Regions from separate parts of the Homo sapiens genome. Here region 2 is linked to region 1. A link is a loop called in an ENCODE intact Hi-C map of the cell type or tissue named here. Cell type or tissue: A673. All regions are shown on one strand. Each heading gives the region's core, and the rest is flanking DNA. Links, peaks and the distances in the headings are about the cores only. Region 1 overlaps OBI1-AS1 (OBI1 antisense RNA 1). Region 2 overlaps OBI1-AS1 (OBI1 antisense RNA 1).

The links. Hi-C counts contacts between places; a loop is a spot of excess contacts. Peaks named below come from ENCODE experiments on the same cell type or tissue, not always from the same donor. Only the 100,000 strongest peaks of a DNase experiment are listed, where the experiment ranks them.
Region 2: it touches region 1 in a loop (2.1-fold over the local background); 2 of 110 quality-filtered maps call a loop at or near these places.

What each region holds. Positions count from the first base shown.
Region 1 is chr13:78,315,215-78,320,606 of GRCh38, forward strand. All of the region lies in intron 3 of OBI1-AS1 (OBI1 antisense RNA 1), which reads left to right. Among named protein-coding and RNA genes, the nearest start is that of OBI1-AS1, 260 kb to the left of the region's middle. In A673, for the core only: a CTCF peak has its summit at 2,012; a DNase peak (open chromatin) is centred at 2,017.
Region 2 is chr13:78,583,797-78,589,188 of GRCh38, forward strand. All of the region lies in intron 3 of OBI1-AS1 (OBI1 antisense RNA 1), which reads left to right. Among named protein-coding and RNA genes, the nearest start is that of POU4F1, 17 kb to the right of the region's middle. In A673, for the core only: a CTCF peak has its summit at 3,044; a DNase peak (open chromatin) is centred at 3,035; H3K27me3 peaks cover 3,663 bases.

The DNA of each region.
Region 1 (5,392 bases), core at 112-5,111:
AAGGAAAGCATTCGAATAATAACAAACATCCCTTTCCTAGCAAATCACAGTGAATCCATGAATATTTAAAGTTAGAAACCATGTAAATTAAGGGACTACACAAGGATTCTTCCAAATTCAAGGGAATTCACTGGCAAGGACAGAGTTTATAAAACATGAATTGTACACAGCTTCTTAGATTCAAACCTATTAAGTAAATTAAGATGCACTTCAGTAGGGTTCTGGAACATTCAGCTCCCTGGCTTTGGGTGTGAATGTTTGCTCTGCCCCTTATTAGTTACTGTGTTTGGGGCAAGTTGGGCTTTACTTACTTTTTTTTTTCTTTTTCTTTTTTTTTTTTTTTTTTGTTTGAGATGAAGTCTCACTCTGTCACCCAGGCTGGAGTGCTGTGTCGCGATCTCAGCTCACTGCAACCTCCGCCTTCCAGATTCAAGCGATTCCGTTTCCTCAGCCTCCCTAGTAGCTGGGATTACAGGCGTGCACCACTACGCCTAGCTAATTTTTGTATTTTCAGTAGAGATGGGGTTTCACCATGTTGGCGAGGCTGGTCTCGAAGGCCTTAGCCTCCCAAAGTGCTGGGATTACAGGTGTGGGATTACAGCCACTATGCCCGGCTAGTATTTTTTTAAAAAGTTTATCTACGAATGTAAACAAAAGGAGAAAGTAGGCAATAAATCATCTGAATGAATACAAAATTGCTGATTTACGTATTTTCAACTTTCCAAAGTTCTGTTCTTTTACTTTTAATATGCCATTCCTGCTTAGGTCTGCAACTGACTTAATCTATGTAGATACAAATTAATCTAAAATTTCATATACATAAATTGTATTTAAACATATATGTGTGTTTGTGTGTATGTGTCTACACATATTTGTATGTATAAGTGTATAGACATATATCATCAGACATATTCAAAGTTTCTATCAAGAGTTCTCAAATATCCCTACTTAGCTATCTAGATAGCTGTTATGTTTCAAGTATTCCTAAATTGTATTTAGACAACTGATAATACCATATCTATAATATAAATAAATATATTTATTTATATTCCTCATATATATGTATATATATGAGGAATTATATATAGAAATAAGGTTGGAACAAGATGGATCAGGCACCATCTGTGGGTGATGCTTCTGATACCCCAGTTGTCCTTTGGCCTTTGGCCTTCCAACTTAGGACACTTATGTGTTCCTTTCTCAACAGACTAGTTAAGGATTTAATGTTTAATGTTTAATATACTAATTAATGTTTTGCATTACAATCCAATTCCATAATTTAATTGTCAGGATATTTTAAAATTTATTTTTAAGCTACTTTATTAGAATATAAATATTCTAATAAATCCAACTATTATGTTTTTATTTAAATTTTTTTCTCTAAATCTGTATTATACAACCCTTACAAAGACAGCTGCAGTATTAGAATAAAATATACTTTTTACATAAAAGAATATAAATATCCTTCTTTAACATGATGATGTAAAATTATATATTTGGATACTTGGATTCACGCTGTTCTCTCTTTCTCTAGTAGTCATTGAAATGTATTGCCATTTATTTCATCAGATAAAAGCAGAAAAAATTCAACTTTTAAATCTAAATAAGTTTCTGTCTGATTTTATTTCAGAGAATTATAAGCCGAATTATCCACTGAGATGTTAAGTAACAATTAAAATAACATCTCTAAATAAATGATGTAGAACAAATATTTTAGATCTAGAGGTTAGGTCAGTTACTTAAAAAGCAGAGAGCGTATGCTATGTTGAACAGTGCAATACAAAGAATATTAGTGAATTCAGAAGGACATTATCTATGTGTTAATAACACTCTATATTTATATGTCCACTCCTCTGGGTTTACATGTTTCAGTTTGATTCACTCTGTTTCTCATTTTCTTTCTTGGATCTCCCAAGGATGAATTCTGTAGCAATGCTCCCAGCACAATGCATCATGGTATCCATTCATCTAGCACTTTCCTAGAGTGCATTCCCTAACAATGAACACAAAGTGTCACTGTGACTACATGCTAATAGTCTAAAACTCCAAAAAACTTTGCCCAAATTTGGAATTCATTTACTTGCAAATGGGTGTTCTATTTGAAACTTCTGTGATTCATTTTCTTTAATTTAATTTGGACATGATTTGACTTTTTATTATTCTTATGTTTATTTCCTGGTCATTCATATACTCTAAGGTGGTGCTTATTTATTTTTTTTTTTTTTTTACTTTTGATGACACCAGAAAGACAAAAAGCAAAAGAACATAGGTTCTAAACACTTTAGTTTTCATGTCTGATGACATGTGAATTAATGTGCATTAAAGACAGAAACTAGTCTGGGGTTGATAATGACCTCACTGCACACATTTCGGGACCACAACACACCACATGCTATCATTGCGCTAGAAAAAGATCTTCTGCTCAGAACAGAATAAGAATGCAAATTCTTAAATACATACAAAAGGCAAATGCCTATATCCAGTGACAACGGAATCCTTGAAAACCTATCATCTTTCTCTGTCCTTAAAACACTGTTCTATATAAAATATCTGCTTGCAAGCAGCATCTGCTTCTGAATGTATTTTCCAGTAGTGTTTAAAACATTTGTTTTTGCTTTATTTTTTCTCTATTTTAATATTAATTTTCTCCATGATTTGGATATGTAAATTTCTAAAGTAAATTATCTCCAAATAGTTGGTATCATTTCAGACCCACAAGCAAGTATTCTCTTCCGAAACTTACTACAGGTGTCCAGCTCATTGAACCAATTATTTTGACCATGGATTAGTGTTTTCTGAAAAACATAAAGGCTAATTATAATATCTGTATTTATGTAGAAAAACTACAAAGAAAACACTGGGGCTTATATTTTAAGCTACTTTATGTGCTGTAACACAAGCCATGCTTGAAGCAATATTTAAACCTGTTCTTGCCTTATTTCTTCATTTATTTATCTGTGACAGTTTTCTTTATACCAATCCCTTTAGACAGTTTTCTCCAGCCTATCACTATCATTTTCTAAATTTATTATTTCCTATGATTGTTTTAATACAGTGTTTTATGGATTCCTATTGAGGTATTAGGTAACAGAAGATATGATCATGTGTTTAATTCATCTTCATCTGCTAGTCAGCATGTGATTTTGTAGAAAAGATACTAATTAATAAACATCTGATGAGACCTCCCCCATCTCTACCTTTGTACCTGTGGGTAAACTATTTAACCTTGACTTATTTATTTTTTGAAAAAATGTTCATCTGCAAGGAACAGTGTAAAAATTAGTGACAACAATAAACCTGTTTTAAAAAGTAACAGTTATTACCACCAAATGTTAAATGCTAAAATATCATTTGTAATGAAATAAGCAGGTAATTTTCAGCATAGCATGTCAGAGAAGCTCTTTTTCTTTCCTATGAATAGTTTAAAATATATACCTGGAGCTTAGTTTGACTTTTCAGGAACCATGTGTGATTTTTTTAGAATGTACTTAAATTTTCAGAGGATTTATAGAAACTCAGTGGCTACTGTTTTAGGTGTGAATTTCTGATGTCTGGGTATATGGTAAATAGAATGTCATAAGAATTTAGATACCTTATTTGGAAGACTGGAATTTTGATTTTTGAGAAGGATGATATATAACTTCATTCCTTTATTCTATAAATATTCATTAACTATTTTTATGTACAAATGTTGTGCTAAGGCCTACAAGCACAAAAACTCAACTTAAGTGCTCTCATAAGCTTATAGATCTGCAAGAAGAAACAAATACATAAGAAAACGCTATAGGTACTGTTGCAGAATCTACAGTAGGACGGTGGGGATATGAGTGTGTGGTTGCCTCCAACATAGCGTAAATGCTTCCTCAGATTCTCTCAACCTCATTTATCTCCTAGACCTTGGACAGTTGCCCAACATAGCTGACATCAAGGTCACAGACTATCTGTGGGTTTATAGATCCTGGTGACAGATAGTTTACTGCAAGCCTGGTCCACAGGCTTTGGCTCTTCCAAACAATTTTGGACTAGACAAAGCCCCACACCACTTCCAAAGGGGGCCAAGTGATACAACAATAAAACTCAGGGAAGTAGACAGCTCATGAGGCAAACAGACCAATGGGAGACAGGCCTAGAATAATACACTAGATAAATTCCTTGTAGAGGACTGTTCTGAGTGGTGGCTTTTCCACGCATCCTGTCTGGAAACCTCCTGAAGCATTGTCTGGCCAGCACCATAACACATCACCTTGCATTTGCTTCCATCCCTCTCTGATTCATTTCCTTTTCCCTCACCTTTGCCTAGAAATGTCATTTCCCTATAAAGGATTGGCAATGTAGTCTTGCCTCACTCTCTGCTATTTAGGATAGGCTAAAACAGTGGTTAATTTGATTTGCATGGGTAAGGACAGGGGTAGATTAGGAGGTGGAAGGTATTGATCAACAAAGATTGCAAAAGGATGTGAAGGCTACTTAAAATATGCAAAGAACTTTTTTAAATACTTATCTAAGCTCTCAGAAGTCTTTTACCCATTATAAGTTACAACTTTGATCAGGAGAGACAGAAAAATCTAAAAGTGAGAAAATAGTTTAAGTCCATTAGTTTATCACCCCAGAGATACTACTACTCCACCCTGAGCTTAATTACATGTAACATTTTCCCCTGGAAGCATATTCAGTGATCTCCAATCCTTTCACCATATGACTTATTACATTTTGAGAGTATTATCAATGTCTATCTTTCATCAAATTCTGCAACTTAATTTTTAATCTGGGTTTTGCGCTAGCCCAGCATTCAGAGACTACTAACACAGTTTAATAATTGTGGAAATACAACACATAAATTTACAAAAATGTCTATATTTCTGACCCTTCTGGCCCTTCAACTTCAAGCTTTACCTCTTCTAATATATTCTAAATACTGCTGACCAATGAGTTTTCCAATCTCCTCATCTGACTTCTCTCATTTTCTTCAAAATTTTCCCTAAACTTCTTGCTCTTTATAGTAAATACAAATCATTCACATGAAGTTTGAAGTTTCTTTCCCGCACCCTTCCTTGTATGTTTCAAGTATTATGTCTGTTTGCATTGCTTCAGTGCCCTATTGATTCTGGAGCCAGCTCGCTGTTTTATGCTATTAAGGCATTTCCTTCACTTCAGTCAACAACCCATCCTTCCTTAAGCAGTAAGACACAACAAGAACGAAAGTACTTTCACCCCTTTATAAGCTTCCCTACATCAAAACCAGCACAAATAAAATGTCTAGTTCCCCAAAGGGAACATGGCAATTGCCTCACCTCCAACATTCTTTTAAGAATACACCCATTCCACATGAGAGAAATGTGTTTGGCTCCAAACCGGAATTCAGAGTCTGTACTGGTGAAGTACAAAGTTGTCC
Region 2 (5,392 bases), core at 244-5,243, 270 kb after region 1:
TACTATGGTAGAAAAGATAGGAGCACATGTCATTACAATAAGAGGAAATGTGAGATAAGTGACCAAAGAGGATTTTTGTCTTAAAAAATCCTAAGTTTTTATCTAAGAGTTTACAAGTAGATTCTTCTGAGCCAGAACACCATGGAAGGTTTCCTGGCATGATGACATATGAGATTCAAGGAATGGGTATTATGTTCAAAGCTCAAGACTGGGGAGAGAAGATTACATTTTACAGTTTAAAATATTTTATTTACCTTTCCCAACACTTATGCATTTGTATCTTCTGCAGCGAATGATAAAATTTCTTTTGTTTTCAGAAGTGTCAAGATAATTTTTTATTAAAATAAACAAATAAATTCGAGAAGACTCAGTACTCATTCCAGTTGGCATTTTTGAAAGTCTAAAATACCCATTTTAATGGTTAACGCCAAACATCAAATCCATATAATCCCTGAGCAAGTGTACTTAATCATATTCTAAAAAAAGATATGTCTCCTTTTCAAATAACAGAACAAGTTTATTTCTATTTACGTATATCTGGCTGGAAACAAAAATGATCATAATTTAGAGAAAATGTTTAAAACTCTGAAGCATGAAGTTTTGTGGAGCTTGTATTGTTTCTCTCTCCCTCCCTCCCTCTCTCTCTCTTTCTCCATATATATACATATAATTCTTTCTTCAATATCTGCCTTGGGTTAGAAGTAGAAGTTTGGTGGTAAAGGTGAATCCCATCAAAAGACCCGTAGTAATACAGGAATTCAAATATTATTTGTTGAAAGTAGAAAATAAAAAATATAAATTAATAGAGCTTACTGAATTCATCTAATTCATACACACTTCTAATATGCTTATGGTAATTTCAATTATCATCTTAAAAGAACCCACCTTGCAGTACCAGATAATATTGGGAAATCAACAAACTAAAATAGTCTTAGGAATAGTGAATGTATATTCCTGTTTGCAAGCATATAAAGGATAAATACAGACACCTTGACAAAATATGAAGAGTTCAGGAAACAGAAATGATCTTATACAAACTAATGTCTAACCTGGGTCCTATTCTGAGCCTCTCAAATGTGTCTTGCTAATATAAGAACATGCATTGGCTCTTTTAACTCTGAGAGTAACTGAGAAGCCTCCTTCACAGAACTCTAAGGAGCTTAGAATCACCTTTCTGACCATCTTTTCTGCTTCTATATATCCTCATAAAATATTTACTGTTCTTCTGAATGACCACTCTGATTATCCTTAGACTCCTTTCAGATTCCCTGATGATGTCATGGAAATGTTAAACCCATTATGCTAAGTTAGGACCTCCATCTGCAGTGACCTCTTGGCACCCGCTTCGAGGACAGCATGATATTTTTACATAAAAGTTAGTCTTCATTCAAATCCTCGAGGCCTGATCCTGAAAAAACACTGACAGCTCAATCAACCCTAATAAATACTTAACTAGGTCCATGAAAAATAATAATAATACAGTTTCCAAAAAAATCCATTACACATTTACAATTGAGTCATAAAAATGTCTATTAAATGTACAATTATTTTACCACATTTTTATTGGAAAATAACATTTATCCTAATTTACAGGTTTAACCCAAAGGTGGTACATGACATTCCTTTTCATTAAGCTATTGGAGGAGTGATGAGTGACGGTGCCCAGCTCTAATTATCTTTAACATAGTGTTTCAAATTGATCATGCATAATGCAATTACAAATCATAATTAAATTAATTTATATTGATTTAAGATTTTATAAGTTGTTAATTACAGTACAGTATATCTATTTCCACAAGCTAACAATATTTTCAAACTGCCAAAGCATTTCCTTCTTTTCCAATTTCATTCTCAATTAAAAAGTTCACAAATTTATACCTACTTTATGTGGGTAAGGGCTAACTTCAAAACTGTAAAGGCAATGTTGAGTATTTATAGAAGTTTTCTCCAAGAAATGATGTCGTATACATTTGTACATTTAGGATCATCTGAATTTAAAAATACATCTATCTCAGAAACACTTTGACCTGCTCCATCTGCTAACCACTCTGTTTGCCATACCTGCCTTCACAGCTTGCTAGTATTGTCCATGCACATAGTACTAGTTTCTCAATACGTGTTCTGATTGAGTGACTGACTCGGGAAAACCAAAGGAAACCAATGTAAATGCAAAAGTCCTTTCCTGCAACTGATGGTTGCAGAAGAATCTGGAAGCCAAGGGGAAGCCCAAGCGAACGTTGTCCTGGCAAGAAAGCCTGGGGAGTTGGACTTGTCCACATACTTCCCTTCTCTTCTCACCCAATCACATTCGAGAAATAAAATTCCTTCAGAAATCTCTACATCAGAAGGCAAAGTGGACAATCAACGAGTGGATAATCCACACAATCCAAGAACATTTCCTTTCTCTTGTTTCTCTCTAGAACTAAAGGAGAGGTGGAAGAAAGGAGGGGTGTGAGAAAGGGAGCAGGATGGATTGACTCTGAAAGCCCCATCACTGTTTTTGCGACAGAAACAAATATTAGACAAATGTGTCAATTCACTCTGACCGGTTTTTTTCACATACTAAAGAATTATTCCTTCACCTTCTCATACCTGAACTATACATCCAGTCAGATTTGTGGCATGACCCACAGAAACATAACCTGGTCCTTCCACTCTCCACAAGCCTTGGAACTGGGGTTAGGGTTATGTGGATTGTTGCTCTCAGGCGGCTGAGCCTAGAATTGAGGATTCTTCCCGCCCGGCCACGGTGCCTTTCTCTGAATGTGTTAAATGCCTTAAGGTCCTACGAAGGGAAAATGAAAATTTGAAGTAATTAAATTTAGGAGGGCAGGCTTGGAAATGGAAGTGACATGTTTATGAGAAAGGTACAGGAATGGTTATTATAAGGTATAGTTTCCCGGAACCCAGCATCCTCCCTGTAAGGACTGGTCACTAACACTATGGGCGTGCACGCTCTAAGCAAGTAGAGGCAGGAAGTCTGCGAAAAGCCCCAGACAGCCACTGCAGTGCCAAGTGTGCTGCTCACTAGCGACCCCTCTAGGTCTTAGAGAGAAGAGAGCTCATGCAGAAGAGTACTCGGGACCATTGCCGGGACGAGAAGCCCATCAGGCTGACTGCTCCATTAGGGAGCATCGCAAGCTCGGGGTGCGAAAGCTTCCCCGCCGCCAACCAGCCAGCCCTGCCCTGTGTAGACGGGTCGCCAGAGCGCGGCGCAGGGATCGAGCTCCGAGTAGCCCAAACGGGGAGGCTCAGAAATGCACGGGGAGAGCACTCCCCTAATCATAAGACAGGAAAAAAAAAGAAAGAAAGAAAAGAAAGAAAGAAAAGAAAAAGAAAGAAAGAAAGAAAGAAAGAAAGAAAGAAAGAAAGAAAGAAAGAAAGAAAGGAAAGAAGGAAGGAAGGAAGGAAGGAAGGAAGGAAGGAAGGAAGGAAGGAAGGAAAGAAAGAAAGAAAGAAAGAAAAGAAAGAAACTCGAGGTCTCGGGGATCCCAAGCGTGAAATGAATGGGAGAGAAAGGTCTGAGGAAAAACATGCGAACACCGAAACTCAACTGGAACCTGCGCGGGACTTCAAGGAGCAGAAAATCCAGCGCAGAGCTAGGGCGGAGGCAGCGGGGGGTCAGAGACCCTCCCTGTTTATTGATCACCTTTGGCATGAAATATCTTGTATATGGGTTCGGACCATCGCGAAGGTTTCAGACACAAACAAGCTACAGCAACACTTTCTCTACGCATCCCCTAGTTATTGAATAGCACACACACACACGCACACACACACACACAAACGCGCATCCCTGAGCAAGAAGGCAAAAAAGAATCCAAAACTTGAGCAGGTCGCCAGGCCCTTTTCCTCTCTCAGCCAAAGTATGCCCAGTCTACATCCCCGCCCCACCACCCCAGCCACGCGGGCGGGACTGCGTCCATAGGACGCACCTCGCAGATACTGCAGCCTCCCTCCAGTTGTTCCAGCTTCCCGAGGCCCCAGTTGTTTCAGTCCCATCGCCAACTGGCAAAAGCAGTTTTCTAGTCTGCCTTCTGAAGACGTCTCTTTTTATCCAAGTACTTTTGCCATAATATATGGGTAGTGTCTCACTTTCCCCAACTCTACAATGGACTCGAATAGACTGTTTTGTCTTTCGCCAAAGATTTGAGAAAGATTCTTGAGCTGTGGAGAGATTTTTGCACTAAAAAGATTCTTGAAGGAGAAGGAGTAGGAGAGAAGCAATAGAATATTTTCAAGCAATATCCAAACAGGCTTCTAGACTGGAGAATAAAATTAATTCAATAAAATATAACACATTTTTTTCCTTAACTAATAATACTCAGAGATGGTGATATGGATTTCATTAGACTTGAGTTACAGTTTGGTTGTAGACTCAAGACTGCATGAATTCTGTGTGTGCTGTTCCTGGGATTGGGCTGAAGCCTTACCCTCCAGGAATTAGAATATTTTCGGGGCAAGGTTGGAGAATCCATTAATAGAAGAATTATTTTTTTTAAAAAAAACTCTTGTTTTAATAAAGTCTTGCATTTGAGGCTAAATTTTAGTATTTGTCTGAGAAAAGTGGGTGGGTTCGGTTGTGTGTGTGTGTGTGTGTGTGTGTGTGTGTGTGTTTTCCTTTTGGCATTGGTATGTGTGATTTGCAGTCCAGGTTGTTAAGTTTCCAAGCAGGAACCAGTTAAAAATGCATGGATCCTATTATATGTACAATTTAATCACAAGGTATTTAAAATAGACATTTCCATCTAAAATCCAATCTGAAATCAACACAGTTCCTCCAGGCATTAGACGTTCATCTCGATTTTGCATTTGTAAACTGGGAGAAATAAATGTGACTTGTGGATACCAAGAGGTCAAGTACGGCTGCTCAAATATTTTTCTTACAAAATGACGGATTTATTAGACAAATAAGTAGCCCGGCTGATGCAAAACCCCCAGTGATTGAATTTTGACGTTAAGTCAACAACAACTCGAACTACATCAGTGGTTCAAGATTTAGTTATGATGGTAGAGATTACTGAACAAATAAGAGCCAGAAATGAATACAGATTTCTGAGGATCTGCCCCTGGCACCCTCTTCTTGACATTCTCCTCCATATGCTCCCCCTATTCATACTGTATTATAATTAAAGGACTTAGCTATGCCTTGCGATTGGAAAGGAACTTTAAAATAATTAGGCATATTTTCCTGTTTTTTTTTTTTTTTTTTTTTTTTTTTAAAGAGCAGGCTCAAGGAGAAAACCAGTTGAGTTTCATAATAAATTCCTTCTTGGCCTGAAAGTCACCCACCATTAGAAGGGAGGTAGCATTCAGTGGGTGTTTTTCTTTCTCTCTCCCTTTTTCAGGTTTTATTTTCATTAAGAATTTTGATAACCTGCTCTTTCTCTAC